Linked DNA regions of Homo sapiens: region 2 is linked to region 1. The links are chromatin contacts, found by Hi-C or POLR2A ChIA-PET in ENCODE. All regions are on one chromosome and are shown on one strand. Each heading gives the region's core, a stretch centred on a gene start or an enhancer-like site at or near the end of the contact. The rest is flanking DNA. Distances are from core to core; before and after follow the strand shown. Region 1 overlaps UBR4 (ubiquitin protein ligase E3 component n-recognin 4). Region 2 holds the start of NBL1 (NBL1, DAN family BMP antagonist).

Region 1 (4,016 bases), core at 1,194-3,693:
CCAGTTGCTGAAACCACATACTACCTCCTCCCCACCTGACATGAGCCCATTCTTTCTCCGCCAGTATGTGAAGGTGAGATCTTTCCCTCATCAAAGAAACACTCGTCCTTTGTTCAGAGCACTCTTCTCTTTCCTCGCGGTGCAGAGAGCTCAAGGGGCTGAGGGTGAAGAGCCATAGGAAGGAGCCGGCATTCCTTGGTGGGGGTTAATCTCGGCGTGATTGAATAAATGACCACTTCTCCCAACCTTCTGTGGGATTCTCATTCCTGCCTCTTTGTAAATTGGAGGAATTGAATGAGATCATGGTTATCTCGTTTCACATTAAGTTTAGAAAAAGATGAGAAGGTACAAGCTAATGTCATGAGTTGTGGGTCATGACATGTGTGTCAGATATTCCCTGTGCTGTCACCACTGAGAGGCCCTTTAACGTACTTATTAAGAAGATGGGCCTTCTGATCAGATTGATCTGGGATAAGTCCCATCTTGTGTTCTTACTTACCAGTCTTGAAGCATGGAGAAGTTCTGTCTGTCTAACCTCCCTAACCTTCAGCTTCTACAGCTGGAAAATGAGCATACAGATGGTATCTGCTTTACAGGGCTGTTGTGAGCATTGAATGAGGTGCCCTTTGTAAAGGACTTAGCACAATGCCTAGCATGTATCAATGCCCAGTCCGTATTAACTGATATCACCAGTCTCTTCCTCACTGCCCCCTCAGAATAGCTTTGAGTAGGGTAGGAATACGATAGGCATAGAGTGTGGATCTGATCGTTGTCTTGCTCTTTTTTCATGACTCTTTGGTGGTTTTCCATAACTTACAGGCCAAAGAGTTCTGGAGGACCCAGCCACCTGCTTGACTCTAGCTTTGTCACCTATAACACCCTACACGCAGCCCTGCCAGCCTGCACATTTCCCAAGGTGTGGCGTGTTGCCTTTGTTCATGCTGTCCCTTCTGGAATTCTTTCCTCTCCCTCTGCTCCCCTTTCTTCTCCTGTCTAGCGAATTCCTAGCCCATCTTCAAGATCCAGCACGAGCTTTGGATCCTTGGGAAAACTTCCCTAACATATACTCCCTGCCATCAAGTCTGCTCAAGAGAGCCTTGTCCTGGGTTCCCGGAGCACCCTGTGTGCTCCTTCACCTGTCTTCCCCTCTACACTCTCAGCAGAAACCATATTTTATTCCTGTTTACAACTCCAGTGCTTGATACAGAACTGATGAATAACTGGGAGTTGAATATGTGAGACACGTTGTGCCCTCAAACTCTTACAGATTCTTTTTATGGGACCACACAGCTTGCAGGATAGCTGTTGTTTCCACTGTCCTCACATCTCTCATTTACCTCTGCCTTTTTGTGTTACATGAAGCCAGGAATCTTGGCTGAGTTTAGTGATCTTGCCCACCTTGGTTTATTTAACAATTTCTTGTTATCATGGGAAATTTTGGTTCTAGGGATAGAATACATCTCATAGAAGTCAGAGATCCTTACTCCCTTTTTCTTTTTTTTTTCCAATTTTTTTGGCCTTTCTAGCACTCATCTTTATGTAGGCAGAGTACAATCAACCCAATGTCAAAAACCATAGAGTGAAATATTAGGACTTTTAGGAAGTGAGGTCTGCCTCCACTGTAACCTTTGCATGTAATTAAATTGGCCGCAGAAGCCTGGGCCTTCTGGGTTTATAGAATAAACTGTCAGTCAGTCTTGATTCCAGCTCTGAAAGGCACCCTTTACCACCTCCAACATGTAATACGTCTAATGAGCCAGGCTTTTTCCTAATTGTGGTCATGGAAAATCGATAGTCACAGGTTCTCATGCAAATTTTCTTCTCCCAGGGTCATGCTGCTGATGTGTTTGAGGCCTATACTCAGCTTCTAACAGAAATGGTACTGAGGCTTCCTTACCAAATCAAAAAGATTACTGACACCAATTCTCGAATCCCACCTCCTGTCTTTGACCACTCGTGGTTTTACTTTCTCTCCGAGGTAAGTGAAAGTCCCAAGCTGCATGCTTGTTGGGCTGAGGACACATCTGCATTCACCTCTGTGGGCCCCTTTCTTCCTCATCCTTACTTGGTATTTCCCCTTGCAGAGTCCCTTTCACCTTTGTAGGTCTTGGTCTTGCCCTTCTGGAACATACTGTGTGGTAGAACTGTGGGAGATGTGTATCAAACAAGCCATACTTTACCTTCTGATTCTGTGTGTTGAACTTCGCCTCACGTGCTGATAATGGGCAAGTTTAATAATTTAGGTTCTGTCAGAAAAACAAAGTATACTAGTTATCTTAATAGAGAGATTTCAATATGGGAAATTGGGTAAATGCTGTTGGACAACAAAAAAGATAAAAAGGAAACATGAGGTAACACAGGGATAGTAACTGCCTGAAGCAGTTATCAGGAAGTGGGTTCCCTGAGGGGATGTGATGCGGTTGATGCTGGGAGCAGTGAGAGAAGCTGATGATTAGAACTCACTGTGGCTGCCAGGGTGCAGGGCTGTTGCTAGGACTGCAGGCAGATGGGAAGAAGCAAGCCCCTTCTTCCTCCTGCTGCCAGTGTCCCTCCCTGTTGGCAGAACCTAAGAGGGAGCCAGCTGGCAAAGAAGTAGTGCATTGGCATAATTCTGGCCTCAGCATCACTGGGCAGTGTCAGTAGGGGTGGGTTGGGAACTGAGAGACAATGGCTTTAATAACCTTAGTAACCAGACAGCAACCCTGAGATAGATTAACTCTGGGAAGAATAATCTGTTAGCAAACCTCAGATGAGGATTTTGAGTTACATAGTTGTACCAACCCAATCTTCTCTTTAGCTCTTTTACCTGAAAAAGAGATTTGGAATGGTTTTTTTCTTGATAGTTTCCCTTTGGGTGGGCTGAAGTGGAGTCCAGCTTGCCTGTAGATTCCTAAGGGCACAAGGAAGAGATGCATGAATATTGGTATTTTCCTCTTTGATTTCTTTCTCTCCCTTTCTTTCTCCTGGTCTCATTAAAGGATATTTAAGTTTAAGAGAGGCTGGTTTGGTCAAGAGGAAATAGCTTGGTTTGTGTTTCTCCCCAGCCTTTGTTTTTTTTTTTTTTTTTAAGACCAAGTCTCACTCTGTTGACCCAGGTTGGAGTGCAGTGACACGATCTCTGCTCACTGCAACCTCCGCCCTCTGGGTTCAAGCAATTCTTCTGCCTCAGCCTCCCTAGTAGCTGGGATTACAGGCAGTGCTACCACGGCCAGCTAATTTTTGTATTGTTGGTAGAGATGGGGTTTCACCATGTTGGCCAGGCTGGTCTCAAATTCCTGACCTCAAGTGATCAGCCCACCTCGGCATTCCAAAGTGCTGGGATTACAGCTGTGAGCCACCGTGCCCGGCCTGTCCCCAGCTTTTAATAACAGTTTATTAAAACCCAGGGTGTGAGAGCCACAGTTGATATAGATACAGTCCCAGAGTCATTTACTCTTTGTGGTGTTTTTCTTCTCAAGTACCTCATGATCCAGCAGACTCCATTTGTGCGCCGTCAAGTCCGCAAACTTCTGCTCTTCATCTGTGGATCCAAAGAGAAGTACCGCCAGCTCCGGGATTTGCACACCCTGGACTCTCACGTGCGTGGGATCAAGAAGCTGCTAGAAGAGCAGGGGATATTCCTCCGGGCAAGTGTGGTTACAGCCAGCTCAGGCTCCGCCTTGCAATATGACACACTCATCAGCCTGGTACGAGGGCTGGGACCTGGTAGGGCAGGGAGGGGGGATGTGATAAGGCTTAGCCAAGTAGGTAATAGGGCTGGAGGTAATAATGCAGGACTTTTAACTGTGTTGACAATGGCATGGTTAGGGCTGAGATGAGGGTAAATCCATAACCCCTGTCTGGGTGCTGTACCATGTGTAGTTGGCTTCAGGATCTGGGATGTCCCCCTCAGCACTCTCATCCCACCTGGCAGCAGTTCCTCCACTGTGAGGTGAGTGGCCCGAGCTTCTTACCAGTGCCATTTGCTTACATCCTAGTCAGGACTGATCTCTTTGTGCACCTCTGGTTTTTACCCT
Region 2 (3,857 bases), core at 20-2,519, 520 kb before region 1:
GACAAATTGCTTCCCCGCCAGCGCCCGGTCTTTGGCCTCCAGCCCTGACCTCTGTTTTCCTGGGGTGCCCCTAGTTACAGGCTGGTGGCGTCCAGCTTGGGGAGCGAGGGCCTCCGAAAGCCTGGAAGTGTGGCTTTCTCCCTTGATGCCCGCCAACCTCCGGCCACGCCAAGGCAGGCGGCTGCCCCCTTTGCCGCCGCTTGTAAACGATCAGAATCGCCCCGCCCTGGGAGCGGGCCGGGCAGGTGGCCCGCAGCAGGGCCTGTCGTCCAGCCGGCCTCGCGGGGGTGGAATTCTTAAGAAAACTGAGCCCCCGGAAAGGCTGGCTCTCCCTGCCCCAGACTCAATTCCAGGGAGATGACCCGGGCCAGGCCTCGGGGCCGGCGGGAGGCAGGGGGAGGGTTTGCCGCACCCGGTCTAGGAAACTATTCGTGAACCCCGCTGGGGGAAGGCGAGCCTCCGACACTGGGGGATTGTCTGGATCGGAGGGCGGGGGATCAGGGAGAGGCGCAGACACAGGGCGAGACCCCCACAGAGGGCAGCGCAGAGACAGAGAGAGGGAGAGAAAAGCCAGAGGCAGAGACACAAACGCGGGCAGCCGAACACGGAGGCAGGCGGGGAACGGAAAGAGACGGGCAGACCAGGGGAAAGTGAGCGGCGGAAACGGAGCGACGGAGAGACAGACACACGGACGTGGGGACCGAAGCAGAGGGGGCCGCGGGAGGCGGAAACGTCCAGAGCCGAGAGGCGCGGCGCGGCGAGGCCCGGGCACGGCCGGGGGACATGCGAGCCCGGCCCGCCCGGCCACGCATCTCCCTCCCTCGCTCCCTCTCTCCCCCGGCCGCGGAAACTCCGATCCAGAAACGGAACCCTGGGGCGAGTCTGGGGACGGGCTCCGGACGCGGCGGTGCCCCCCGGCCACCCCGTGCCGCGCCCACGTCCCCAGCGCCGGCGTCCGGAGGCGCCCGCCAGGTCCCCCAGGGCTCCTGAGCTCGGCGGCGGCGCCTCCACCCGGTGCCCGCGGCCGCCGGACGCGCCGGGGGACGCAGCTCCGGGCTGGGGGCGCGGCACTGCCCCCGCGGCCGAAGCCTCTGGAAGCCGGGCGCCCGCGTGCCGACCCGGGCGGGACTTACCGCGCGCGCCCGCCGGTCCTGCGGAGCTGGGTGCGGGGGTCGCGGGCCCGGGCGCCCCAGGAGGCTCGGCGAGGCGGCCGGCAGGGCGGGGGGCGGCCCCGCGACGCTCGGCTGGGCTGCGCTGCGCGCTGTCTGCGGCCCCGGGCGGGCGCGCGGCGCGGGGGAGCGGCTCCGACGTCAGGGTGGCTCCCTCCAAACAGGGCGCGAGGGCGGGGGCAGCGGGGAGGGCCGCGCGCAGAAAGAGCGGGCGGGCGCGCGCGGCCTCTCCCTCCGGGTGCGCAGGAGGGGGCGCCGCGGCGGCAGGGGCCCCGGGCCCTCTCCTGGCCCGCCCGCCCCGGGCTGAGCTTCGGCGCGCTCCGACGGCGTGGTGGGGCGGCCGGGACGCCTGGCCGGCGCCCGAGAGGCAGGGCAGCCCAGCCGGGCGCCCTGGCCCGTTCTTAAGCGCCCTCCCCGGGTTTCTCTGCGCTTCCACTCTCTCCGCCCGACTTTTACCGAGCCTGGGCCGTCAGGCCGTGCCAGGCCTCGGGGTGACAAAGATGGATGTGTCCTTTTTGTGGGCACCGGGCATTGCAGACTTGCCCCGAGAGTGGGGCGCCCCAGCCCGCCGCGTCCCGGCACCAGGAGTCCCCAGTTCTGCGGTGCACCTCATCCCGTCCGCTCCGGCATGCGACCCGGTTCAAGTCCGTGCTGTTGGTAGCCTGGGTTGCTCAGCCTTGCCTAGTGTTATCCTAGTGTCGCTCTCGGCCCCACGCCCTTGGCTTAAGCATCCCGAAAAGCCCCAGGGACTTATTAGGAACTAAAAAGCCAGCAAATGAACTCACTTCTCTGACTCCTGGGAAGAGTGGAGCTCCTGGCCCCAGCTTCCAGCCTCACCTCGGGGGTTCCTATCTAATCAGTGGGCACTTGGGTGGATTGCGGCCGTACCTTCTCTATTCTGTGTGCTTAACAACGGGGTGAGAAAATAACTTTGCTTCTGGAAAGTGGTGGCCCAGGGACACCACTGGGACACGATTGTAGGACTTGGGGATTTTGCTTTACAGCATAGTTACCTGTGTCCATGTGTTTTACCTAGCTTGGCTGGAAACTTCCAGATAGACACAGCCCTGCTTGTCTGACTCATGAGGTTGCCGGGCATCCTGGGTGGCTCCTAGTGGCCTGCTGGGAACTCCCTGGTGTACTCCAGCCTACTCGCACCCTCCACACCCAGCCTGCATCTGCGCCTCCTAGCTGTTGCCTGCGCCCTTCCCTCTGCCCGGAATTCCCTTCCCCTCCTTTCATCTCTGGCAAACATTCTTCCAGCTCCAGATTGGAAAGCCTTCCCAAGACCCTTTGGGAGCATCTCCCTCCTCCAGTGTGATCCTGGAGCACAGGATGAGAACTTCTGTTCATGTCAATTTCCCTCTAGAATAACTGTGTACATCTCTTGGGCAAACATTCTTCCAGCTCCAGATTGGAAAGCCTTCCCAAGACCCTCTGGGAGCATCTCCCTCCTCCAGTGTGATCCTGGAGCACAGGATGAGAACTTCTGTTCATGTCAATTTCCCTCTAGAATAGCTGTGTACATCTCTTTCCTCCATTAGACCTTGAGGGCAGGAATCGTGTTTATTTCAGTGTCTCCATTGCTTATGGGCAGGCCAGGTGAGATGTACAATGTATTTGGTTGAATGAAGTTGTTGTTGTTGTTGTTGTTGTTGTTATTATTATTATTATTAGAGACAGAATTTTGCTCTTGTTGCCCTGGCTGAAATGCAATGGCGTGATCTCGGCTCACTGCAACCTCTGCCTCCCAGGTTCCAGCAATTCTCAGCCTCCCGAGTAGCTGGGATTACAGACGCCCACCACCACGCCCAGCTAGTTTTTGTATTTTTAGTAGAGATGGGGTTTTGCCATGTTGCCCAGGCTGGTCTCCAACTCCTGGCCTCAAGTGATCCTCCCGCCTCAGCCTCCCAAAGTGTTGGGATTATAGGCATGAACCACCACGCCCAGCGAATAAAGTAATTATTATCCCCCATTAATGTAGCACAGATAGGTCTTCCCTTAATGGTAACTATGACCGTTATAATAGTTCACACATATTGAGCACCTTACCATGTGCCTCATCCCATTGCAAGCTGTTGCCACTCTCACAATAAACCTATGAGGTAAGTATTGTCTCTGTTTTAAAAGTGCCAGGCGCAGTGGCTCATGCTTGTAATCCCAGCACTTTGGGAGGCCAAGGCAGGAGGATCACTTGAGGTCAGGAGTTCGAGACCAGCCTGGCCAATATGGCGAAACCCTCTCTCTACTAAAAATACAAAAATCAGCCAGGTGTGGTGGCGTGTGCCTGTAGTCCCAGCTACTCGGGAGGCTGAGGCAGGAGAATCACTTGAACCTGAGAGGCGGAGGTTGCAGTGAGCCGAGATCGCACCACTGCACTCCAGCCTGGGAGGCAGAGTGAGACTCCATCTCAAATAAATAAATAAATAAACAAACAAACAAATAAAATAATAAAAGTGAAAAAAATCCCGAGGCTGGAGGATCACTTGATCCCAGGAGTTTGAGGCTGCAGTGAGCTATGATTGTGCCACTGTACTCCAGCCTGGACAACATTGCAGAAGGCTAATTGTGGAACCTAATGAGCTTGTCACTCCAGCAAGGCCTTGTCTCAAAAAAAAAAAAAAAAAGTGAAAAAAGGAACGTCAAGAGAAAGGTTAAGTAACTCGCCTAAAGTCACACAGTAAGAGC

What was found. Hi-C counts contacts between places; a loop is a spot of excess contacts on that map. ChIA-PET counts read pairs that join two places held with the same protein, here RNA polymerase II (POLR2A). Pooled maps may share reads with other maps.
Region 2: POLR2A ChIA-PET joins it to region 1 with 10 read pairs in activated CD4-positive, alpha-beta T cell. The contact joins the promoter of NBL1 here to the enhancer-like site in region 1. A Hi-C loop is called at or near these places in 1 of 37 single-sample maps with no recorded cell type and 6 of 50 pooled maps. POLR2A ChIA-PET finds 5 or more read pairs at or near these places in 2 of 52 experiments (GM12878 and activated CD4-positive, alpha-beta T cell).

The regions. Positions count from the first base shown.
Region 1 is chr1:19,122,503-19,126,518 of GRCh38, reverse strand. UBR4 (ubiquitin protein ligase E3 component n-recognin 4) reads left to right here. Exons shown (of 106, transcript NM_020765.3): 64 at 1-73; 65 at 1,829-1,978; 66 at 3,459-3,686. Among named protein-coding and RNA genes, the nearest start is that of UBR4, 86 kb to the left of the region's middle. RefSeq lists an enhancer at 3,167-4,016. Within about 2 kb of position 2,443, at least 4 of the 41 ENCODE cell types and tissues checked have a DNase peak (open chromatin) inside an H3K27ac peak, as active enhancers do.
Region 2 is chr1:19,641,723-19,645,579 of GRCh38, reverse strand. NBL1 (NBL1, DAN family BMP antagonist) reads right to left here and starts at 1,269. Exons shown (of 4, transcript NM_005380.8): 1 at 1,134-1,269. All of the region lies in intron 1 of MICOS10-NBL1 (MICOS10-NBL1 readthrough), which reads right to left. RefSeq lists a silencer at 1,184-1,523 and an enhancer at 1,422-2,257.